Regions from separate parts of the Mus musculus genome. Here region 1 is linked to region 2. Evidence: chromatin loops called from intact Hi-C (ENCODE). Cell type or tissue: heart. All regions are shown on one strand. Each heading gives the region's core, and the rest is flanking DNA. Links, peaks and the distances in the headings are about the cores only. Region 1 has its middle 6.0 kb from the start of Gm26046. Region 2 overlaps Gldc (glycine decarboxylase).

Region 1 (11,726 bases), core at 2,587-10,586, 150 kb after region 2:
GGTGGCAAGCTGTCCTCTGACCCACACATGCATGTTGTGGCACGTGCCACCCTTCCCTCTCCCATGTAAACAGAATAAAATCTGATGATGACGACGGCAGTGACGGTGATGGTGATGATGATGGTGATGGTGATGGTGATGGTGATAAACCAAAGGGGGCTGGGAAGATGGCGCAGTGAGTAAGATCTTTTGCTGTTCAAGCACGAGGAACTGAGTTTGAAATCCAGACAAGGCAGTGCAAGCTGTAACCCCTAGCACTGTCAGGGATTCAAGGCTTGCTGCTACCAGCCTAGCTCCAGATTCAGGGAGAGAGTTTGTCTCTAAGGAATAGGGAGGGGAGAGCTAGAACTCCCTCTGGTTTCTGCATGCATACCCATGGGGTGCCCACCTGGACACACACACACACACACACACACACACACCCCAACTACAAAAAAATATCTAGAGGCTGTATCAAAGGCTTTAAAAAAACCCAATTCTTCCGGCTCGGTGAGGTAAAGTTATTACCATGGAAATAATCCATTCCTTTTGCCAAGGCATAGTCTGCATCTGCTTCAGAGACGCCTGTCTTCTCAAGGCATCTTTGTACCTGACTGAAGGGAAGGTGTCCTGAACATGAGTATTTCAGTAACTTGAAGCTGTTGTGTACACGGATGTGCACCTACTGGTGCCTGTAACAAAGACTTTAAAAACCTAAATGCCGCTGAAGAGAGGTGAGCCGCCCGGTAAAAATCCCTCCTGCGGAATAATCAAGACATGAAAGAAAGGAAAGCTCGGGCTTCCCATGGTCCCATTTCGCCGCTAAACAGTGCCGGGTTGCGGTTCAGCAGGTCCAGCCTGAGCTAGAGGTTCTGGCGGTTTTTAGGATCTGGGGGCCAGAAAGAAGATGCAGGTAGGAAAAGCTGAGTGCGGGATTAGCGTGGAGAAAGGGATCCTGGGTGTGCCTCCTGCAGGTAACTGGGAAAGGCCTCTGGGCGGAATCGCCCTACCCCACTATAGAGGTGCCTGAGTCAAGAACGTGGATGCTGCCCCGGGCGACCTGACCTGCGTCCTTGACCATGACTCCAGTCTGAGGTTTCAGTACCTTGGCTGCATCCCAAGTCTGGCGTGGGAGGGCAGATTTTTCCCATGTGCTCCGTAATTGCCTGTGGTCAGGCCTGAGAGATCACACACAGGGTTTGGGGCAGAGGTTAACCTCTTCACTAAGAAACAATTTACATCTTCCTCAGCGGGGTATTGACTATGGCAAACCCATACAGTGTTTCACAGTATAGCAGAGAAACCAGATTCTGGTGGCAGCATGATTGGGAGAGAGAATTGTTGGAAATAGATGATTTCCTTGAAATGGACGGTTGAAGAGTGTGGGCTTTAAGGAATGTGATGGTAGCATGGTTAGCGACTCGGAGGCCATTGCTGTCCCTAATTCTGACTGAGCTTGGGAAGTGGAGAGGAGAGAATCTCCTTGAAGGAGGTGCTGTTCAGGAGCTGAATATAACTGCTTCCTTCCGAGCTACAGCCCAGCAAGGTGACTGGGCTGCAGGTCCAGAGTCACACTTTGAAGAAGCCATCTGTCTTTTGCTAGTGCTTTTTATCTGCCTCACCCAAGTGAAACCAGAGGGCCAGGGAACCTGTTTGATGTGGTCAGTAATGGAGTAGGACGTAAAGAGTGGAGAAAGGAGAGAATTTGAATCGTGGAGGCAAACCAGATGTCCAGCTCAGCACTTTCACTATGTGCATGACTACATGCATGTCCAATCACTGTAGGACTACACGCATGTCCAATCACTGTGGGACTGCATGCATGTCCAGTCACTGTGTGACTATACATGCTCAGTCACCATGTGACTACATGCATATTCAATCACTGTAGGACTACATTCATGTCCAATCACCGTGGGACTGCATGCATGTTCAATCACCATAGGACTACATGCATGTCCAATCACTGTAGGACTACATGTATGTCCAGTCACTGTAGGACTACATGCATGTCCAGTCACTGTAGGACTACATGCATGTCCAGTCACTGTAGGACTACATGCATGTCCAGTCACTGTAGGACTACATGCATGTCCAATCATTGTGGGACTGCATGCATGTTCAATCACTGTGAGACTACATGCATGTTCAATCACTGTGTAACTAACTGCATGTTCAATCACTGTGGGACTACATGCATGTTCAATCATTGTAGGACTACATGCATGTTCAATCACTGTGGGCTACATACATGTTCAATGTGGCATCTATCATGCAGCTAGCTTGTTTGCCCATATACCTTTTATTTTCTATTAAGTCATTAAACTAAATATTTTCCTGCCTATGCTCATTTCCACAATTGTGGCTGATACAGCCTCCAGGAGCTAACACGGGCTGCAGGCGGACCGTCTTGTTTTCCTGTGTCTTTGTTAACTATAGATGTATTATCTCTAATCTTTGCCAGTTTACCAGAGGAGAATCATGCCTTCCTGTTTCAATCAGCATGTCTTTGGCTTCTAGTTTTACTTAAAATTACAAGACCAAGTTGCTCTTGGCACACCACATCACAACACAACTGATCCTGGAGCTTCCCGGCTGAAAAGGAAATGTCTGCTGGTGAAGCTCAGGGCTCAGAGCTTTGTTTACTGCTCTAGAGCCTGGCATTAACGTAGGAGTAGGCAGAGACAATCAGATATCCGAGGAAAGATGCACAGAAAGAAAGGTGACAAAACACATACGCGAGATTCTAATTGTCTTTTGTAAGGCAATGGGGACATTTGCTCGTGTGTGTGTGTGTGTGTGTGTGTGTGTGTGTGTGTGTGTGTGTGTATGTTGGTGCCCAGAAGTCAACCTTGGGCACCTTGGATATTATTCTTGAAGAGCCTTGTTTTTATACATTTTTGTCTGTTTCTTTTGAGATAGAGTCTTTCATTGGGACCTGGGCAATTGGACTAAAATTAGAAATGTTTAAAAAGTAGTTTTGCAATAATTTTTCATCCTATCGTCATTTTCCATGTGGACTAAATATACCAATCTCTCAGGCCTCAAGGCTTAAGTTGGAGGCTATGTATTTAGACAACTCCTCAAGTAGACGCCAGCTTCCCTGAGACTGGCAGTAGTGACATTTTGGGGGTGAGGTATGACGTCACAACGTATGGCAATGCCCAGACAGTATCTGTGTTGGTGATTCTATGATGGATTCTCTAATTTCCAATGAGGAAGATGCCACCATTTGCCCTTGTGTCCTTCTCACGTTTGGGTTAGACGTTTCGTTGTTCTCGTGTCTGTTTATACTCAACTTGATTTGCGCATTTCCTTGTCTCGAAGACTTCAGGCTTAGTTTGAGCGATTTCTCCATTTTTCCACACACATTTCACATACAATCACTTCATTTAGTGCAGAACCTTTATGATAATGACACAGATTGTTAAAAACCATTTCTTTCTTCCCCATTTCACTTTCTCTCTTGTGTGTTTCTCTGAGCTTTTCTACCCAGGCCACAGGGGAATTAGAGCTCCCCTCCATGTTTTTGAGAGAAAGAACAGTGTAGTCTGAAGAGGTTCCTTGTGATTGGCTTAGTGCTCAAGCTTCTGTGACAAAGCACCACGGGGTGTGTGATGCAGACAAGTGCCGCTCACGGTTCTGGATGCTAGAAGATGAAATATAATGATGACGAAGGTTTGCTCTGTGGCTGAAGACCTTTCTCCCGGCTTGTCACCTTCTCATCATGTCCTCCCATGGCCACAGTCCTCTGGTGTCTCTCCCCACTCCATGACCTCACGTGTAAATCAGACTTTTCAACACAGTGAGCAAACCTGGAGGAGCCTGAGGTAAGGGAGCACAGCAAGGTGGTGGGAGCACGTGGTAGAGGAGGCTGCCACCTTACAGAAAGGAAAGGACCAGGGAGGGACTAAGGTCATGTTATACAGTTTGAAGGTATAGCACCAGAAACTCACTTCCTCTTACTACACCCTACCTCCTAGGTTTGCTAACACTTCCCACAATAGTGCAGTGCCCTGGAGCTGGGGACGGGGACTGTGCCTCAAACACACAGTGAGAGCATGCGGCAGACATTTCATACTGAGACAGCAGCAATACATACCTTCATGAAAACCATGAAACTAATCTCCTTCAGGCTCTGCCTCCAAAGACATCACAAACTAGGCTTTCAACATAGAAATTTTGGGAGCTCATAGAAGTCTCTGCCCACCCTAAGGTCCATAGGAAATCCTAGCTCTAGCCACTGGGCAATTATTTCATACCTAACATTTGTAAAGCATTTGAAGAGCCATGTCTCCTAAACTTTAAAATACATGCAATTAGCCTAGAATCAATATTCATATAATGAAGATAATTTACATCCTTATGAAGATCTTCAGATACATACCTCCCTCTCATCTTCCTCCCATACTTCTGAGAACAGACACTAGGCCTTTCAAGGCACTCTACCATTGAGCTACATACACCATTAGTCCTTGGTTTTGTGAGATAGTGTCTTGCTGTGTACCCAAGACTGGCCAGGAACTTGCTATAACTGCCCCAAATGGCCTCCAAATCATGATCCTCTTGTCTCTACTACTGAGTACTCAAATGCTGGGATTACAAGTATTAGTTACCAAGCCTGGTAAGAAATCTGTTTCCAACCTTCTAGAGAGTGCTGCTGTTGCTGTTCTGAGAACTGTATCTTCAGTAGCTATGACACAGACCACAAATACTCAGTAGCATTGATATGGAAACATGCAAGACAAAGAATTTGAGCTTTGTTCTTAAGATCCACTTTAGAAATAAGGCATATGAATGAATTACATATGCATAAATTATGCATAAAAGAGCAATGACTGTCAAATTTGGCTTACTATGTTAAAGTATATTTGGTTTCAAAGAGTTTGGTAGGTGTTATACATCTTAGACCCAGACTTTACCAGCACTTTAACATGTCTGATTCTCTTGATATTCTTCTAAGTCTTTCCTTCTGAGATGGGAATGAGCAAAGACTGACTCTCTCTTTCGGGAAGGCGTTAGGAGTTAGCAGGAAAGGACAGTAGAATGTTGGTAGGTGTGGATCAACTTCACTTTCGCTCAAAATTGTATTGTGCTAGGTAAGGTAGATCATGCTTCCAATCCATGGTCTCGGAAGGTGGAGGCAGGAAGATCAGATTCAAGGTCATCCTTGGCTACCTAGTGAGTCTAAGGCCAGCCTGGGCAACAACATTCTGAACATGAAAAATACTACTCGAACTTTAGGATCTGTAAAAAACACCTAGGATGCTTGAGGACCCCGCAGCTTGAGGGGCTGTGTTCCGATTTGTTAGTCCTAGCAGTGGGGGAGGTTGAAGAATGCACTTTAAGGGGCATTCCAGGTGCGTCTGATTGAGTTGGCCCTGTGTTTTGGGTAATAATAAAAACACGTCCCTGCCTTTGCCCAGAACGGTGGCAGGCGCTCTGGCTCCTCCTTGCTTAGCTCTGAGATAGGGTGACACAAGGCCCACTCCCATCACTGGATCACTCTCGGCATCTCTTTTGTTCCTCTCGGTTTATAATTTTGCCTGGGATTACAGGCCTGAAACTGTTGCCCACGCTCTCTGGCTCCTCTCAGCTTCACTTCACCAAGCTGCCATAACCATCCCATTCTCTCTCTCTCTCTCTCTTCCTCTCTCTCTCTCTCTCCCTCTCTCTCTCTCTCTCTCTCTCTCCCTCCCTCCCCCCCTCCTTCTCTCTCTTTATCTCTCTCTCCACACCTTTGCTCCAAGGATGAAAAACACTCAGATAACTTTATTATTTTAGAAATTGTCAGCTAGCACAAATTGCTAGGCACAGAATCTCCTGCCTTAAACTTTTCAGCTCGCCTGTACCAGCTTGCCTCTGCTGACTTCCTTGGCTACCTGCAGCGGCCGCTGGTTCTAACTTCCTGGAGTTACTACATGACTGTTTCATTCTTCTCCGTCCAAGGCCTAGCTGTAAAGCCCTTCTCTTTCCCTGTGTCTCTTTTTCCTCCAGGGACCCGGAAGTCCCTCCTGTCCCTTCTGCCAGCAACTGGCTCCTGGCCTCCTTTATTGACCAAATCAAGAACCAATTAGGGAGCCAGACTTCAGTATCAGCACCTCCCCCTACAGCCCTACACACTGTTTTGAGAAACATTGAATTTCCAGATGGGCAATCACCTCTGGACAAGTAAAAGAAAACAGGCAAATATTACCATCTGTTCAACTGCAGCCTTTTTCGTTTTAGAAGAGAAAAGTAAAAGATAGCATCCACCCATCAGCAAACGGTCTGCCAGCCGTCTCTCTGTAAATCTGGCAAATGCAAATTGGCATCACTCACATTTCACACAATCCTGGGATTGTAGAACTGTAGCCTGAGAGCATTTGTTTACTCCCTTATTTCTATAGATCCTATGGAAATGAGCACATTTACATGGGGTCCCAAGAAGCACACATGCACACTCATACATACATTTTACCGAAGCAAAGGTTTCATCAGAACTTGTAATATACCGATTTTGTTGTTATAATCAGATATTTCAAAGTCTAAAAACAACCCATGGCACTAGGATTAGTGTGCTAAGCCTGTTGCTTCAGAAACACTAACGTGATGTAGCTGTTTCACTTCACAAATGTTCACAAGCTAAGAGCAGGAACAGGAAGGACTCATCTCAAAATCATGTGGCTAGGAACAGGGCACCTCAAAGCTAGCACTCAGACATTAGACTTTTAATTCAATGGTATATCCACTATGATCCACTATATAGCAAAGTGTTTTATAGATCCTGGCCAGTTTTGTTTTGTTTTGTCTTGGTTGAATAGAGGGATCTATTTCTATTGACTAGATTGCTTAGTTAAAATATATTGAAGGGCACATGTCTTTTCCCTAAACACTCCACTGGGTGGCAGTGTAAACTCTTCTCATACTGAGTCACTCCAGTTTATCTGAGATAAATCCGTATTTATAATCTGTATCTGCACCCCTGGCCTGTAACTATCCAAACTGGTATTCCAGTTATTCCCACCCTGGAGAAACTATTATGTGGTAGTTGCTTTTAGTGGAGTAGATCTAAATAGATGGCTAAATACAATTATCGTAACTTGGTCATTTTCAAAAGAAGTAATCAGATTTGTAAAATACACAATTTGAAAAATGGGATACGGAATTAATCAGAGAGTTCTCAAAAGATGAAACATGCATAGCAGAGAGACACTTAAAGCAATGTTCAAATCCGTAGTCAGGGAAATGCAAATGCAAAGAACTCTGAGATTCCATCTCCAACCTGTCAGAATGGCTAAGATCAATAACACAAACGACAGCTCATGCTGGAGAGGTGTGAGGAAGGGGGAACACTTGGTGGTGGGAGCACAAACTTGTACAGCCCTGTGGTGATCAGCGTGGCAGGCCCTTGGAAAGCTGGGAATAGATCTACTCGGGCATATACCCAAAGGACTCTACATCCTGCTACAGAGATGCTTGTCCATCCATGTGTTTTTGCTAGTTTAGCCAGAAACAGGAAACAACCTAGATGCCCGTCAACTGATGACATACGGAGGTTGGGATGAGTGATGGATAATGAACATGTGGTCCATTTACAAAACGGAATATTACTCAGCTGTTTAAAAAAAAATTACGAAATTTGCAGGTGGCCAGATGGAGTTGTGGAAAAAGAATCATCCTGAGTGAGGTGAACTGAGACCTAAAGAGACACATGCTGCAGGTTTTCTCTTATATGTGGATGTAGGCTTGGCAGCCTTTGATATGCATGCTAGGGTGTACAGTAGCACAGAAGTTAGATATTTACTAAGGAACTGGTGGGGGTGGGGGAGAAGAGGATCTTTCAAGGAAGGAAAAAGTTGTGAAAAGACAGGATAGGAGCTGGAGTGTGAGGATTAAATGGGGAAGGGGAGGGGAAAAGGAGGTTTGGTGGTTTGGATGAGAATGACCGCCATAGACTCTTAGGTTTGAATGCTTGGTCTACAGTTAGTGGAACTGTGTGGGAAGGATTGGGAGGTGTGGCCTTGTTGGAGGAGGTGTGGCCTTGTTGGAGGAGGTGTGTGACTGGGTAGTGGGCTTTGAGATTTCAAAAACCCATGCCAGGCCCAGTCTCTATCTCTCATCCTGCTGCCTGCAGATCAGCCATGCCTGTCTGTTTCTTGCCATGATGATCTTGGACTAGCCCTCAAAAACTGTAAGCAAGCCTCCAGGTAAATGCTTTTTTAAAAATAAGAGTTGCTTTGGTTATGGTGTCTCTTCACAGCAACAGTAACTAAAGATGTGGGGCATAAAGGAGGGAATATGGGGAGCGACAAGCAAGACTGAGGGTTATCTGGGGGCCAGATGGTAGCCTACAACAGTAGAAACTTCCTAAAATATAAACATATATGAGAGAAATCTAAAGGGAGTCAACAAACAGTGGCCGAGACAGTGCTCCACTAAACATCTTGAATGTGTTACATCTAGATGAGTCATGTGACAAAGGGCACCAGGGAAACCCCAGACACCTCAGATGATTGCCAAGGCTATCAGCCACTCTCTGCAAACTGATGGTGATGCCCTTGCTGCAGACAACACTTCCAGACCTCACTGAACACAGAGAACAGAGACGTCGTGCTGGTGCCTAAGAAGAGGCTTTGCCCTACTGGTTCACAGTACTGTAAGGTACTCTGTCCACAGTTAGAGGAGAGAGGTAGCCATCAACCCAGCTTTAAACCCTGAGATTACAGTGGTGGCCTGCCTGCAAAATATGACACTGATGGCACAGTGGGAGTAACCAACTACTTTCTGATTGGGTTTGAGACCCACTCCACCTGGTGGAGCCCATGCATGACACTGCATAAAGGGCCAAGAGCTTGAGACTGGGTAGGCTATGGTCCTAGGAGAGAACCAAATACTATTGTTTCTGCTAAAGGAACATAGCAACAAGACGACTGCTAATGCTATTCTGTTATACCCATAGACCAATGTCTCACTCAGCCATTACCAGAGAACCTTCTTGTGGTAGGTGGGAACTAACACAGAGACTCACAGCTGGCTAATGCAGACAGTGAGAGATTATGGAGCATTCAGTCCAAAATGGGATGTTGTCATCAAAGCCTCACCTGAGGCTCAGAGAACCCTGCAGATGAGAAGGTGGAAAGATTTTAAGAGTCAGAGAGGATGGATGGCATAGAAACAGTATCCTCCAGGCACTACAGGACTGATGTATAGTATGTGGTCTCTCAGAGACTGGTAGCGCACACAGGGTCTGCATAGGTCCAAGCCCATGGTCCCAGCACTGACAGTGGGGAAGTGGGAAGTGGACTCCTATATCCTAACAGAGAAGCTACCTGCAATTGATGCCTACTTCCAAAGGAAAAATTAATTTTCTCCAATGGAATCTCACTGGGTCTGTTAACCGCATTTCAGAATAAGCCCTACACCCAGCCCTAGATGGTCAACACAAAACAAACTCAAAGCTATTTTTGTAGACTTTTTATCTCATGTTGGTTTATTTGGGCATTCTTTCGCTTATTGGTCTTTTACTTATAGATTTTGGTTTTCATTTTGTGAGAAGTATGTGAATTTCTTATTATTTTTGTTTGTTGTTTTTTAAAGACATGAAGACACAGGGTTGGGTGGATAGGATCTGGGGGGAGGGGGAGAGTCTGGCCAGAATATATTGGCTGAAATTTTTTTTTCAGTTAAAAATCTTATTTAAAGAATATAAAGAGAAATATTTTGGCTGGAGAGATGGCTCAGTAGTTAAGAGCGCTGCCTATTCTTCCAGAGGTCCTGAGTTCAATTCCCAACAACCACATGGTGGCTCACAGCCATCTATAATAGGATCTGATGCCCTCTTCTGGTGTTCCTGAAGACAGCGACAGTTTCCTTGTATACATAAAATAAATAAATCTTAAAATAAATTCTGTTTTGCATGATATTTTTCTTAGTTGTACCACTAGGTAGTGATCTCTCTCTCTCTCTCTCTCTCTCTCTCTCTCTCTCTCTCTCTCTCTCTCTCCCTCTCCCTCTCCCTCCCACTTTCCTCTGTTTTTCTTTTTCTTATTCTCTTCCTCCCTTCTACTCTCCCCTTCCTCTCTTCCAGCAGCATCCTGTGAGCAGCAGGGAGCTGGCAGGTGGATCCCAGAAGGATTAGATTCTTGTTCTTTGGAGTAAATCCCAGGACTGTCTCAAGTTTCGTAGAACTCAAAAGCTCTTACGTTTATCATGGGTCTGACTGAATTTTAAATCAAAATTTATTCCCTATTTTTTGATACATGGATACAGATTAAATCAAGGTTCAATCATGGTCCCACTTAGACATCTTTTCATCTTGAGCAACTTATTTACTCCTTAGCAGCTTTAACTATGGGTGTTCACATGACCCAAGTGTTGCTGAAGACATTATAGTATCAAAGATGAAGGAAGACAGCCATTGCTGCCCTCAAGCACTAGGGTAGGACAAACAGAAGAAGCAAAATGTATGAAGATTGAACAACTAGTCACTGAGTACATTATTAGAGTTAACAACAATGTTTTAAGCTTTCCAAGGCTATTGGACACAGTATTAATATAACTCATTGTGTTTCTGTAAGATACCAAAAAGAAAATACAACATAATAAAATTTGATTGCATCAAGAAATACTAAGGGCAGGTGGTGGTGGCACACACCTTTAATCCCAGCACTTGGGAGGCAGAGGCAGGCAGATTTCTGGGTTCAAGGCCAGCCTGGTGTACAGAATGAGTCCAGGATAGCCAGGGATACACAGAGAAACCCTGTCTCGAAAAACAAACAAACAAAAAAACAAAAAAACAAAACAAAAAAAAATACTAAGTTACAAGAAACGTAACACAGCAAATATCCTAGAAGGTCTAGAACTATTGAGAGACAGAAAATAAAACCCAAATTAATAAAGGACCACACAGTGTTTGTGGGTTAAAAGGCATTCCTGTCAAGATTTCACTTTCTCCAATTACCCTTCGGATTCCATGCAATTATGAGGAAAATGTAGACTGTGTATTTAAACACAGTTATCCATTTAAAAATTCATGTGGAAATGCAGAACATTAGGAATAGATAAGATACCTATTGAAAAAGCACAAAGTTTGGAACCCAGTCTATTGGCTATGAAGATTACCTATTCAAAGAATGACACCCAACCAATGAAACCTCAAAAAGTTTGTAGTTTAACAATAAAGTATGGGTAAGACATGAAGTGAAAAAGAATGCATATGTTACACATGGGAGCATAAGGTGGTGTAACCACTTCCGAAAACATTGTAGCATAAACACTCTTCTCCCTGAGGAGACTACAGTCCCACTCTTTTGGCTCCTGTGACCGAGCACCTGACAGGAGCAAAATCAGGGAGAAAGACTTTTATCTTGGTTCCCTCTACACTCATCCATCATGACAAGAAGACATGGCACAGGGCTGGGACAGTTGAAGCATGCGGTGGCTAGTTACATGGTAGCAGCCAGGAAGCAGAGTGTTCAGCAAGAATGTAACCCCACCTTTATGTTCGTATGCCAGCAACTAAGTCCAACATCCAAAAGGTTCCACAACCTCCCCAAACTACACCAGATGGGGACCCCGTATTCAGATGCATGAGGCTGTGAAGGGCATTTCCATCTAAGCCACAACGTACTTGTAGAGAAACCCTTGCACATATCTGGTGGGGAACATGAGGAAAGCATGGGAGTGTTCAGAGCAGTGCCGTGTATAACGGAAAGAAACAGAGCCTTGATTGGATACCTAGTAGCAGATGTAAGTCTCATTGTTGA
Region 2 (11,726 bases), core at 2,228-10,227:
GCTTTCTCACATAGCCCAGGCCCACTTGCCCAGGGTGGCAGCAACACACCCCATCCTCCTCCATCAATCCTCAACCAAGAAAGTGCCCCACAGACTTGTCCACAGACCAGTCCAATGGAGCAAGTTCTTAAGTTGAGATTCCCTCTTCCCAGTTTACTTTAGTTTGGGTCACGTTCACAAAGCAAACCAGCACACCATGCTATTAACATAGGGAGGGATGAGAAACAGGCTATGTATTATTAAATTAGATGTTCTAGATATAAAATCCGTATTTGCAGACATTTTTCCCATTATTGGAGCATTTTCTTGGCTCTCTTGATAATATCACAGATGAACAGATGTTTTTATTTTTGTTTATTTTGTTGTGCTAGTGATTGAACAACACACACACACACACCACACACACACACACACACACATATACACACACACACACACACACACACACACACACACACACACACACACACACACAGGTAAAGACTTGACTAGTGAGCTATACCCTGTAGTTTACAGCTCTTAGTTGTTTGTTTGTTGCTGTCTTTTTGGTGGTGTGTGCTAGGTTTGAATTCAGGCCTTTTTTTTGTGCCAGGCAACTGATCTGGCTCTGTCTCAGATAATAACAAAGAACAAAAAATGTGCTAACTAATAGGTTCTAAGTATCCGTCCCTATATGTTTTCACTGGAGTGTTCAATAACTTTGGCCTTTACATGAATGTCCATTGTGTTAGATGTGCAATGTAGCCTGGAAGCTTCCAGCCTTATCCCTGTCCTTCAGCCTCAATGTTCTTTCTCTTTCTACAGGAATTAGTTGCTGAAGGCATGGGAGAGGAGCGGAGAGGTCTTCTAGGGTCTTCATTCAAGAGAACCAGCCCGTTCCTCACTCATCAGGTGTTCAACAGGTTTGTGTGGCTTCAGCAAATCCTGCATTTTGTGTTCTGGTGGTGGATCAGGGAGCCCTGGGGAGGATGCAGTTTCTGATGCTGACCACGCTAGGACCTGGGTTATTGCCACTCAGGCGAGCTCACTGATAGTCATGCCAGCAAGACCCCATCCCTGATGGGAGCCAAGCATACTTTGTCTCCTGGGAGCTCTGCTGTGCTGGGGAGAATTTACAGATGAAGTTCATCTCAGGAACCCCGTGTCCTCTTCTCAGTGGCCCCTTGTTGCTAGGGGTGCTCTGAGATCCATTAGAGTCTCTCCCCTCCATATCCATGAGTGAATGGGTCTTTGGAGTCAGGACTCCTTATTTTGTATGAGGACCGGCCTGACTCTAATTTAATGGCTCCACCCTTGTGTCTTATGTTCACAGCTATCACTCAGAAACTAATCTTGTCCGGTATATGAAGAAACTGGAGAACAAAGACATCTCCCTCGTTCACAGCATGATCCCACTGGTAGCTGTTTGTGGCCTTTCTCCTTACTTCTAGCCCTATCCGGATTCCCCCTGTGGGTCATATCCGATACACTGCAAGAGGGGAGCAACAGGGCCTCGAGGGGGGTGGGAAGGTTCATAGATGGGGCATAGCCAAGCACTAATGGATGTTCCTTATATATGTGCTTCTTCAAGGGATCCTGCACCATGAAGCTCAATAGCTCCTCCGAACTTGCAGTAAGTTGGTCACGTCTATATTATTAAGGGGGTATTTATGGGCCAGTTTTCCAGTTGGTACAGAAGCAAATGACAAAAACCTACCTAGACTGTGACTCCGTGCCTTAATGATCCTTTACTTTGTCATTCTCCAATCGTGGCAGAGACCCTGATATTTCTCACAACTTGATCAGTTAAATTTATGGATAAAGCTGAGTGTAGCTGTGTTCATGCTCTTTCTCATACACGCAAATATATATACACATATATAATTACAGACCCTGCCAGGTATGGTGGCATATGCCATTAATCTCAGCACAGTCTGGACGCAGGGGCAGGCAGATCTCTAAGTTTAGGGCTAACTTGGTCTAAAAAGTGAATTCAGGACAGCCAAGGCTATACAGACAAACTCTGCCTCAAAAACCAAAGCAAAACAGCAAAATGTATAGACATTTTAATATTCTTATTGACAAAGTTTTATCTCACGATATTTTTAAAGCCATTAATACAAGCTATCTTCCTGGCTCAGCATCCTAAGTAGCTGGGTCTATAAGCTTGCCCACCATGAGCAGCTATGTAAAGTGGTTATTATTACTACTATCTTTACCATTCTGTTTAGTATGTGATGTGTGTATGTGTGTGTGTGTGTGTGTGTGTGTGTGTGTGTGTGTGTGTGTGCATACACTTGCACAGTACAGTGGTTCTCACCTATGTATGGATCCCAGGGGTCAAAGCGAGGCCACAAGGCTCTGCGACAATCAACTTCATCACTGAGCCATCTTACCAACTCTTCAAATTTGTTTTTTTTAATTAAAATAATTAGGTGACTAGTTTTTTTTAAATCTGGACTTTAAAAAACTCTTACTTTTTATTAGTTTGTAGTGAGCCTCAAAGGTAGATGTAAGAAGATTAAGCACGTGCGGTAGGCTGCCTCGGTGGTAAAGGACTTGCCTGGCACTCAAGGGCTCTGATTTCCTTCATAGTTACAACAACAAAGACAAATTGACAGGCGTGTGCCTGTGATCCCAGCAGGGCCTTGAGTTCACATTTCAAAAACCAAACAGACAAACAAACATATCCCTCCTTCTAGAAATCCATTCACAATGTCAGAGGGTGAAATGGAAGGCTTAAGTTTGTTCTCTGTGTCAACAGAAATTTGATTGACATGGTGTTGCGATAGATCTGTATAAGATCTAGATCATTCCAACAGAGTTAATTCATTCCCATTATTTCTTGGGATTCTCCCGATGTTGCAAGCCATCTCGGGCAAAGGAACTGACTTTGGACTGGGTTAGGAAGGGTCTCTCCTGTTTATATTTCTGTCCTTGGCTTGCTCTGCTCAGTGAAAAAGTAATATGTTTGCATATGTACACATGTAAGTCATGCCCAAACTCACTGCTTCATGGATGGCCGTCTACTTTGGGACCTTTTTGCTCCTGGATAGGTAGAATAGTGTTTCTGTGGCAGTTTTCTTCGTGGCTTTTGTGTCCCGCTTGTACAGTGTAAACCATAATAGTTCTTATATCCTTGGGTTGTGCAGAGAAACCGAGTGTGTATTCTGAATGCCTTGAGAGCCCCTGGCTCCTTGGAACCATTCTTGGTGATGGTATATTGTCATCCCCAGCATCAGAATCCTTGTTCCCCTTACACCACACGCATGCTTATTTTCCTCTTCCTGCTCTTCAGCCCATCACCTGGAGAGAATTTGCCAACATCCACCCCTTTGTGCCGCTGGACCAAGCCCAGGGATACCAACAGCTTTTCCAAGGGCTGGAGAAGGATCTGTGTGAGATCACAGGCTACGACCGAGTCTCATTCCAGCCAAACAGGTAAGAGACTGCGTTGCGTTCCCTCTGGTTGGCAGCTCTACAATACCCACACCCAAGGGCAAAATATTCTTTTAGTGTAGCCTATTTTTAAAAAATAAAATGATTTAATTTTATTTTATATGTTTTGGTGTGAGGGTATCAGATCCCTGGGAACTGGAGTTGTGAGCTGCCATGTGGGTGCTGGGAATTGAATCCCGATCCTCTTATCCACTAAGCCATCTCTCCTGTCCCATCGGTGTAGTCATTTATTACCATTTATCATTCTCAGTTGACTGGCCATTTAGATTCTGCTGGAGGGGTATGACCAGACTTCCAAAGTGGCCTCATTTGCATAGATATAAATTTGGTGATCATTTGTGGGTTGGGAGAGAAATTAGGAATGTTGAATAGGGCTTGGGTTTCCCACCGTATGAGCCTCCCCGTGCTTTTCCTTGGGCCTCCTTAGAGATAGCATGGTACCTGGATTCAAAGGGAAATGTTCCAAACCATGCAAAATTACAAATGTTTCAAGTCCAGCTTCCCATGTTATACCGGAATCTCTGAAAGTAAACCGTGGTGCTTCAATTAAGATGAATTATTTACAGAAGTGAGCATAATAACTATAAATTTTGACATGTAAACCTTCCTTAATATTAAGAAACTCATCACTGGTTTCTCTGTTTCCCTGGGATATTTAGATCTTAAATACAAAACATCAAATAGTTTATCCCTGCTGGGCATGGTGACATACATCTATAATCATAGTATTTAGCAGGCAGACGTAGATGGATCTCTGTGAATTTGATGCCAGCATGGCCTTACATGGTTAATTCCAGGCCCGACAAGACTATGTAGTGGGGTTTTTCCCATTTTTGTTTGTTTGTTTAATTTTTGTTTTTTCCACTTATTTGCATAAATCATCAACCCCAAAGACATTGATAGTCTGGCCAAGAAAAGAGCCTAATATTTAATTGCCCTTGCCTTTCCCATTAAGCTCAGTGTGGCTTGCTTCAATTTGTTTCCAAAATTCTCTCTGCAGTTCTTAAACTCACTCCATAGCACACACCAAATACAATCTAGAAGCTTTTGGTTCAGAATTATGATACAATGTTTAAGGCAGCCAGAAACAAGAAGTGTATCTTCCAGGAACACATAAAGTAAAAGACAAGGTGAAATTACTGTCACCGTTTGGCTTCTAAAGTTGAGGAAATTGCTGGGCTGGCTAGTTTTATGTCAACTTGACTCAGGCACAGACATCAACAGAAGAAAGGCCTCCAGGAGATTGGGCTGAAGGCAAGAATAGGGCATTTTCTTAATTAGTGATTTGATGGGGGTTAGGGTAGTGAAGTCAGACTTGAGTTAGTATCACCTCTGGTGGTCCTGGGTTCTATACGAAAGTAGGCTGAGCAAGCCATGGGTGAGAGAGCCCGTAAGCAGCAGCCCCCCATGGTCTCCCGATTCCTGCCTTTTTTGAGGTCTTATCCTGAATTAACAGTGATGTAGAATTGTAAACCCAACAAACTCTCTTCTCCCCAGTTTGTTTTCAGTCATGTTTTCATCACAGTCATAGTAACCCTAACCAAGACAGTTGCTTTTGACAAATGAGAGTTCAAGTGGGCAGGGGAGATGGCTCAGTGAGTGATAGTGCCTGTTGAGCAGGCTTTGAGGAAGTGGTAGCAACCTGGGCTCTGGAGCAAGATGGGAGGTGAGACCGAGTCCTTACAATCTGCTGCTGTTTCTTTGTCTTTGTTTTTAAATCAAGACAAGATCTTACTCTGTAGCTTATGCTGGCCTCAAATTCATAGCAATTCTCCCAACTCAATCTCCCTGGTGCTGAGATTATAAGGCCTGAGCCACCAAACTACCTTCAGCTGTTTAGTTGTTAGAGTCCATAATATGATCTTTCCTTTAGGGACTATTTTTAACTCTCTGATTGGTTAATTAATTAATAATTAATTAATTGAGACAATTAGTCACTATGTAGTACTGGCTGGCCTAGAGACTCAATATGTAGACCAGGTTGGCCTCAATCTCACAAAGATTTATGTACCTCTGCCTTCCAAGTTCTGGGGTTAAAGCTGTGGGGTACCGTGCCTGCCTTATTGTCATTTTGGGGTTTGACTGAGGGTCTCAAGTATTCTAAGTGTGCAGTTTACCACAGCAGTTACCCCTCAACCCTTTTGTACAAAGACAAAATCCAAAGTTGGCCATGGTGTTGCACTCCCAGGATCCCAGCACCGGGAGACAGAGGTAGGGAGATCAGGAGTTTAGAACCAGTCTCAGTCTGGGCAATATGTCCTCAGGGGGAGAGAGAGCTGGGGACAGCTGAAACTCCTGATGACAGCTCCACTCCTGACTTCTGTGTTGCTTTGTGTGTGTGTGCGTGTGCGCGTGCGTGCACGCACATGTGCAAAATATGTGGAAATATTTCTCATAAGAAATAATTGGCTACAGTGAAACCTATCTCCAAATATTCCTCATTTACCACACTTCTCTGGTGTCTGTGAAATTAGACATTATGTTCTTCTTTAGGCACAAGGGAAGATTAAATACACAAACCTAGATAAAACTAAGCCTAATTTGAGGCAGGCACTTGTTTTGTTTTGGTTTTTCGAGACAGGGTTTCTCTGTATAGCCCTGGCTGTCCTGGAACTCACTTTGTAGACCAGGCTGGCCTCGAACTCAGAAATCTGCCTGCCTCTGCCTCCCAAGTGCTGGGATTACAGGCGTGCGCCACCACGCCCAGCTGAGGCAGGCACTTCTAAATTCAGTCTTTTCACCTATGATTCCTGGAAGGAGGGTTCCCATAAACAAACAAACAAACAGACACACACACATTGAGCTTTGCCCATAAATGTTTGCTCTACAAAGGAAACTTTGGCTGTTTATCTCCCCATCTCGGTGTGCAATGTTGTTTTTTATTTAGTTTTTTTTTTTTTTTCTCAATTCATATTGTCTAGCTTTGCTTGTGCACCCAGATGGGGAGGCTGGAGTTGGCCATAGAAAACTGGGGTCACTTCAACTACAGCCTCTTGCCAACTTTTTGGTTCTTGACCAGTTATTCTGGTTCCATCTGATAGCACTGAATTTCTTGGGGATTCTTTGAAGAATAAGTACTAGTTTTAGATGAAATCATCCAGTAGTTTCCCCATATTCTGAGGTGAACAGTGAAATGCACAGCCAAGCGCTCCTTCCTCTGAGTGATGGTGAGGCAGTTCACTCCACTGCTCACCCAGTGGGTCTGCGGCCCACTGTCCCTCGGCATCTCCTTGCAGGCCACCATGCAGCCCTGCACATGTCCCCTCCACAGCAATACTTTTCTGCCGGTCCCCAGCTGGTTTATACAGATAAGCATTTTTTTCATAATCCTTTTCCACCAACAGGTGGCACCAATAACCTTATTTAATGATCTCTCCAAAGTAAGCTTTACAGGGCATCCAAACATTTTTAGTGTTTAGAAAAAGAACAGTTGATATTAAGAGATCTAAGGCAGAAACTAGGCAGCATTTCCCACCTTTCCTGTACTGGTCTCCTGTTGGATTGCTGGCGCTTCTGTCCAAAAAGCACCTTCTTAAACACACACACACACACACACACACACACACACACAAAACGACAACAGCAACAACAATAAAAACCAATTTATTTGTTCATTTGTGTGTGAGAGAGTGTATGTGTGTGGATACATGTGCCATGTGATTTGTGTGAGACAAGTCATGGGAGTCACTCTTTCCTTCCTTCATGTGAGCCCCAGGGATCAAACTCAAGTCGTCATGATTGGCAGCAAGCCCTGCTTTAACCCCTGGCCCCTCCCACCATTCCCAGTGTCTTTCAATGTCCATCCATACCTGCCATAAGGCAAGGTGAGTGGCTGGTATGAGAACAAGTTAGGGGCAAATATAAAATATCTACACCATCTTCCCACCTTACCTCCCTCCAACTCCTTTCACACCCTCTTGCTCTCTCTTCCAATTCATGGCCTGTTTTTTCTTTCATTGTTACACACACACACACACACACACACACACACACACACACACGATCCGATGAGTCCATTGGTGTTACTTGAGTAAGACTTTAAGGCTGCCACTTTGTTGGATAACTAACAAGGGGGTTCATCCCTAGCGAAGGCTACTTACCCGTTCTTTGCCAAGGGGTGGAGCCTCATGAAATTCCCCTCTACCCTGTTAGCATGGCTATTGGTGTCGCCCTTGTTCATCTCATGTTTAGATAGCCATATGGTTGAAGTGTCACGGATGTGGCTTCCCCGTTATTTTTCGGAGACACGGTCTCACAGGAGTTTTGTTTCTGCCTATGTCTTCTTCATTGTTCCCAAATGTTAGGTTAGGAATTGTATTGTAGATGTCTTCACTAGGGCCAGGCACCCCGAGATCATTTATTCTCTGCATTTTGACAAGTTATGGTTGTCTTCAATGGCCTCCATCTGCACAAAGAGGAGTTTCTTTGTTAAGAGATGAAGGCTACGCGTATCTGGGTTGTAAGAATGCAGTTAGGAATTTTGCTTGGGTTTTGGTAACGTGATTTATAATGGGTTCTCCAAGATCCTTGATCTTACTATTCGTGTGTGGTTGGCTAGGTTTCCAGTATCTGGCTTGATTTGCTTCTGTTGGGCAGGCTGAAGTCCAATTAGACAGCTGTTGATTATTGTGGTGGTTTGAATATGCTTGGCCCAGGGAGTGGCACTATTAGGAAGTGTGGCCTGTTGGAAGAAGTCTATCACTGGGGGCAGGCTTTGAGACCCTCCTCCTAGCTGCTTGGGAGATAGTCATTTCCTGGTTACCTTTAGATCAAGATGTAGAACTCTTAGCTCCTCGCAGCACATCTGCCTGCATGCTGCCATGCTTTTTGCCATGATGATAATGGGCTCAACCTCTAAACCTGTAAGCCATCCCAAATTAAATGTTGTCCTTTATAAAAGTTGCCTGGCTCATGGCGTCTCTTCACAGCAGTGGAAACCCTAACTAAGACAGTTATCTTCAGGAATAGGAGTGTCACTACACATTTTTTAAAGTCCCTTACTACAAGGGGGAAGAAAGGCTTGTGTGTGAATTGTCAGGGGTGAAGGATAGAATTCAATTCCCAGCAAATCTCCTAAGCATTTCTTTCCCAGCCACTTCATAAAGCTACAGTTCCTTAGGTCCCTGGTGGGGAATGCACAGAACCCCGAGTCTAGCTTGTTGAGATAAGGCAGGCACATAGCATGAACATTGCAGTAACTTTTAATGTACAGTAGATGCACGGGCTGATCTTGGATCACATGAACACGTAAGGTAAAATACAATAAGGTTCTTAAAATTGGTGTGTGTGTGTGTGTGTGTGTGTGTGTGTGTGTGTGTGTCCGTCCGTGTGCGCGCCCACCCAAGGAAGTCAGAAGAAGGCATCAGGTTCTCATGACTGGTGTTTCAGGCAGTTCTGAGATGCTCAGCACGGGTTCTGGGATCTTAACCATCCTCTGAAAAGAGCTGAAATGCCCTTGACGGCTGAACTCTTCTAGCACCTGCAATAAGAGTTTTGCTGGAGGAAGGTCACTCATTCACCAGTCAGTGTTTATTATATCCTCTTTTTTTTTTTTTTTTTTTTTAAATTTGTGGACAAGAACCTTGCTTTTGGGAATAGCCAGCCTCTTTGGGGCCTACTTAGTGAAAACAAGTCAGTCACATTAGGAGCTGAAGGTACTAGCTCAGCACAAGGACCTGTGTGGAAAACTCCGGGATGAGAATTGGCTTGATATGGTTCAGGGATGGCCTGGACAGCTGGAGGGTGGTAGATGACAGCCATAGGACGGAGCTAGGGTCACCTGACTAAGTCGGCTTTGGGAGGGCTCATAGAGTTGGCCTTGTTGGTTGGGATGATTCAGTCTTGGTGTGGATTTCCTCACCATTCAGAACATCTGCATGGTTTTTAATTCCCCCATTTAATAGATGACAGAGCAGCAGGGGACCACGTAATGAGAGGTGATAGTGATTTTCAACGTACGGCGTTCATTTCCTTGTTCTTGAAATAAATAAAAGGCGTTAAGTGTGCTGGCACTTTTGGCTTCAGCTGTAAAATGAGAGATAAAAATGAGTGAGTGTAGCGTGGAGAACAAGGCTCTGTGAAGGAGGCAGAGAGGCAGAGAGCCCTGATACCTCTCACTTCCCCTTCCCTGCTTCATGGAGAACAAGAACTCTGACCCATTTGCAGTTGTCTCAGCTTTGCTCACAGGAGCATTAGTCATTAAGCACGCTCTCAAAGTGGTGCCTGCAAGATAATGGCAGGCTTCTAGCAGCCACACATTCAAAGGGCAGGAACAATGTGTGATAGGAATGGAAAGTTTCCATGGCGATAGTGTGGCCTTTGCATGACTCAATATTTGATGGTATCGGAAAAAGCTTATTTTTCTAGGCGTGATCATTAGGCTGCAGTCACATTTTTAAGATTTCTTTCCTCTGAAAAAGACTCGTTGGTTTGAGCTGATAAAACATGAGCCTGGTGATGGTTTCACAATTGCTTAGTTCAGCATAGAGGGGTTTGTTGAGTGCTGGGTGTGTTTAGGAATGAGACTTGCCACAAACTGATCCTAATATCTTCTTATAATTTCTAATTTCCCCCTTGTAAAAACCCAGACAATGGGTTCCTTATTATTCCCACAATTTTTTTTAAAGCCAGTCAAATTCCCCCTAGTAAGACCAGGTTGATTCTAAGGTCCTGAGCTGATAAGCATGGCTCACCTTTAGTTGGTGCCAACCTGTTAATCTTCTTTCTATAAAGATGCCATATGATAGGAACCTGGACCATGGCTGCCTAATGTGTAATCAGTGTCTGCTAAATCCTAAATGAACACGGGGAAAGCTTGGAGCCCACAAGCCTGACTCTTCTCTTCTTGTCTTTGCAGCGGAGCGCAGGGGGAGTACGCCGGACTGGCCACCATCAGAGCGTACTTAGACCAGAAAGGAGAGAGACACAGAACAGTGAGTGAGCATGGGCAGGTGGTGCTCGATCCCTGGGGGAGGTTGAAGGCTCGGATCTCGGAGTCCCTTCTGTTCTGTGGGACCTACCTTTCCAGCCTTGGTGGAAGTAGACAGGGAGACATATAATCAAGAAACCCTTTTCTGCCACGTGATCATCAAAGACATCCCACGTAATCACGGTGACAGAAAACGTTCAGAAATAAAAGGCTTTTGTGCAAACCCAGCATATGGAGTAGTCAGTGGGCCATGAAAGTGCTCTCTAGGGAGAAGGAGGCAGGAACCTTATTGCTGCCATTGCCACCCTCCTCATTAGCTCCGCCCTAGCCCTGGGCCTAAGATTAAGCAATTTTGAGCCTAAGCATAGTCTAGGCCATATGTAAGATACCACTGAATAACTACGTTCCCCCTAACACTAAGCAGATTGTTCCTAGCACTAAGCAGCCATGAGGTTGGGGAGCAGATGTATTTCTGCTGCATGCTCTGCTTTGGGCATGAGAGTCGGGTTTGCAAAAAAGTGACTCCTGGGGACCACTGGGGTCCTTATCTACGTAGCTGGTGCTACTGGGCACCACCACTGTCCCAGAAAGACGTGTTGTGATCTATGCAAAGCCTCTCCTTAAGGCCAAAGGAGGCCTCTGTTCCTGGCCCCTTCATTTTGGAGGCCAGCTCCGTGCTAGGTTTTCTGCTGAGCTGTGGAGCTGGAATTCTTAGGGTAGGTATCAGGAGCAGGACAAACAGGCCCTGACTGTTCCAGGAGAGCTCTAGAAGGTTCTTACCTAAGCGGGTCACGTCAGTGCATGGCAGCCCAAGCTCATGTCCTTTCTGAGCTTATTGAAGCTGATTTTTTCCCCCTTCTGGTTAGTCTGAATTTTACAATGAAGAATTTTAAAACTTTCACATCTTCCTTTAAAAGTACATGAGCAAGGCATGTCCTCTCCCTCTGTAGCCTATCCATCTGATTTTAAAAGTGTGTCTTCCCACTGGGAATAGAATAATAATTCCTCCTCCTCCTTCTCACCCTCCTCCTCTTCCTCCTCACCCTCCTCCTCTTCCTCTTCCTCTTCCTCCTCTGTGGTGTTGGAGATGGAACCCAGGCCTTTCCCATACTTATGCAATACTGTAGACCTGAGCTACACCATCAGGTTTTGTTTGTTTACCATTTTACTGCTATTATTACAGACATGTAGTCCAAGCTGGCCTCACACTCTCTGTTCAGCTAGGAACGCCTTGAACTCCTTACCCAACCCCCTGCCTCCACCTCCCCAGATGCCGAGATTGTCTTTCTGTGCACACGCTCCACTTGTTTTGATGTTCGGATATGTTTGTACGTTAGTTGAGATAGGGTCTCAGTACATA

What was found. A loop is a pair of places that touch in the nucleus more often than their neighbours do. Peaks named below come from ENCODE experiments on the same cell type or tissue, not always from the same donor. Only the 100,000 strongest peaks of a DNase experiment are listed, where the experiment ranks them.
Region 1: it touches region 2 in a loop (2.7-fold over the local background); 12 of 42 quality-filtered maps call a loop at or near these places.

The regions. Positions count from the first base shown.
Region 1 is chr19:29,974,197-29,985,922 of GRCm38, reverse strand. No RefSeq gene overlaps it. Among named protein-coding and RNA genes, the nearest start is that of Gm26046, 6.0 kb to the left of the region's middle. In heart, for the core only: a CTCF peak has its summit at 6,871 (motif pointing right); no DNase peak of the experiment used is centred there.
Region 2 is chr19:30,123,366-30,135,091 of GRCm38, reverse strand. Gldc (glycine decarboxylase) reads left to right here. Exons shown (of 25, transcript NM_138595.2): 12 at 805-902; 13 at 1,313-1,397; 14 at 1,571-1,612; 15 at 3,278-3,420; 16 at 10,295-10,370. Among named protein-coding and RNA genes, the nearest start is that of Gldc, 46 kb to the left of the region's middle. In heart, for the core only: a CTCF peak has its summit at 6,770 (motif pointing right); a DNase peak (open chromatin) is centred at 9,631; H3K27ac peaks cover 564 bases.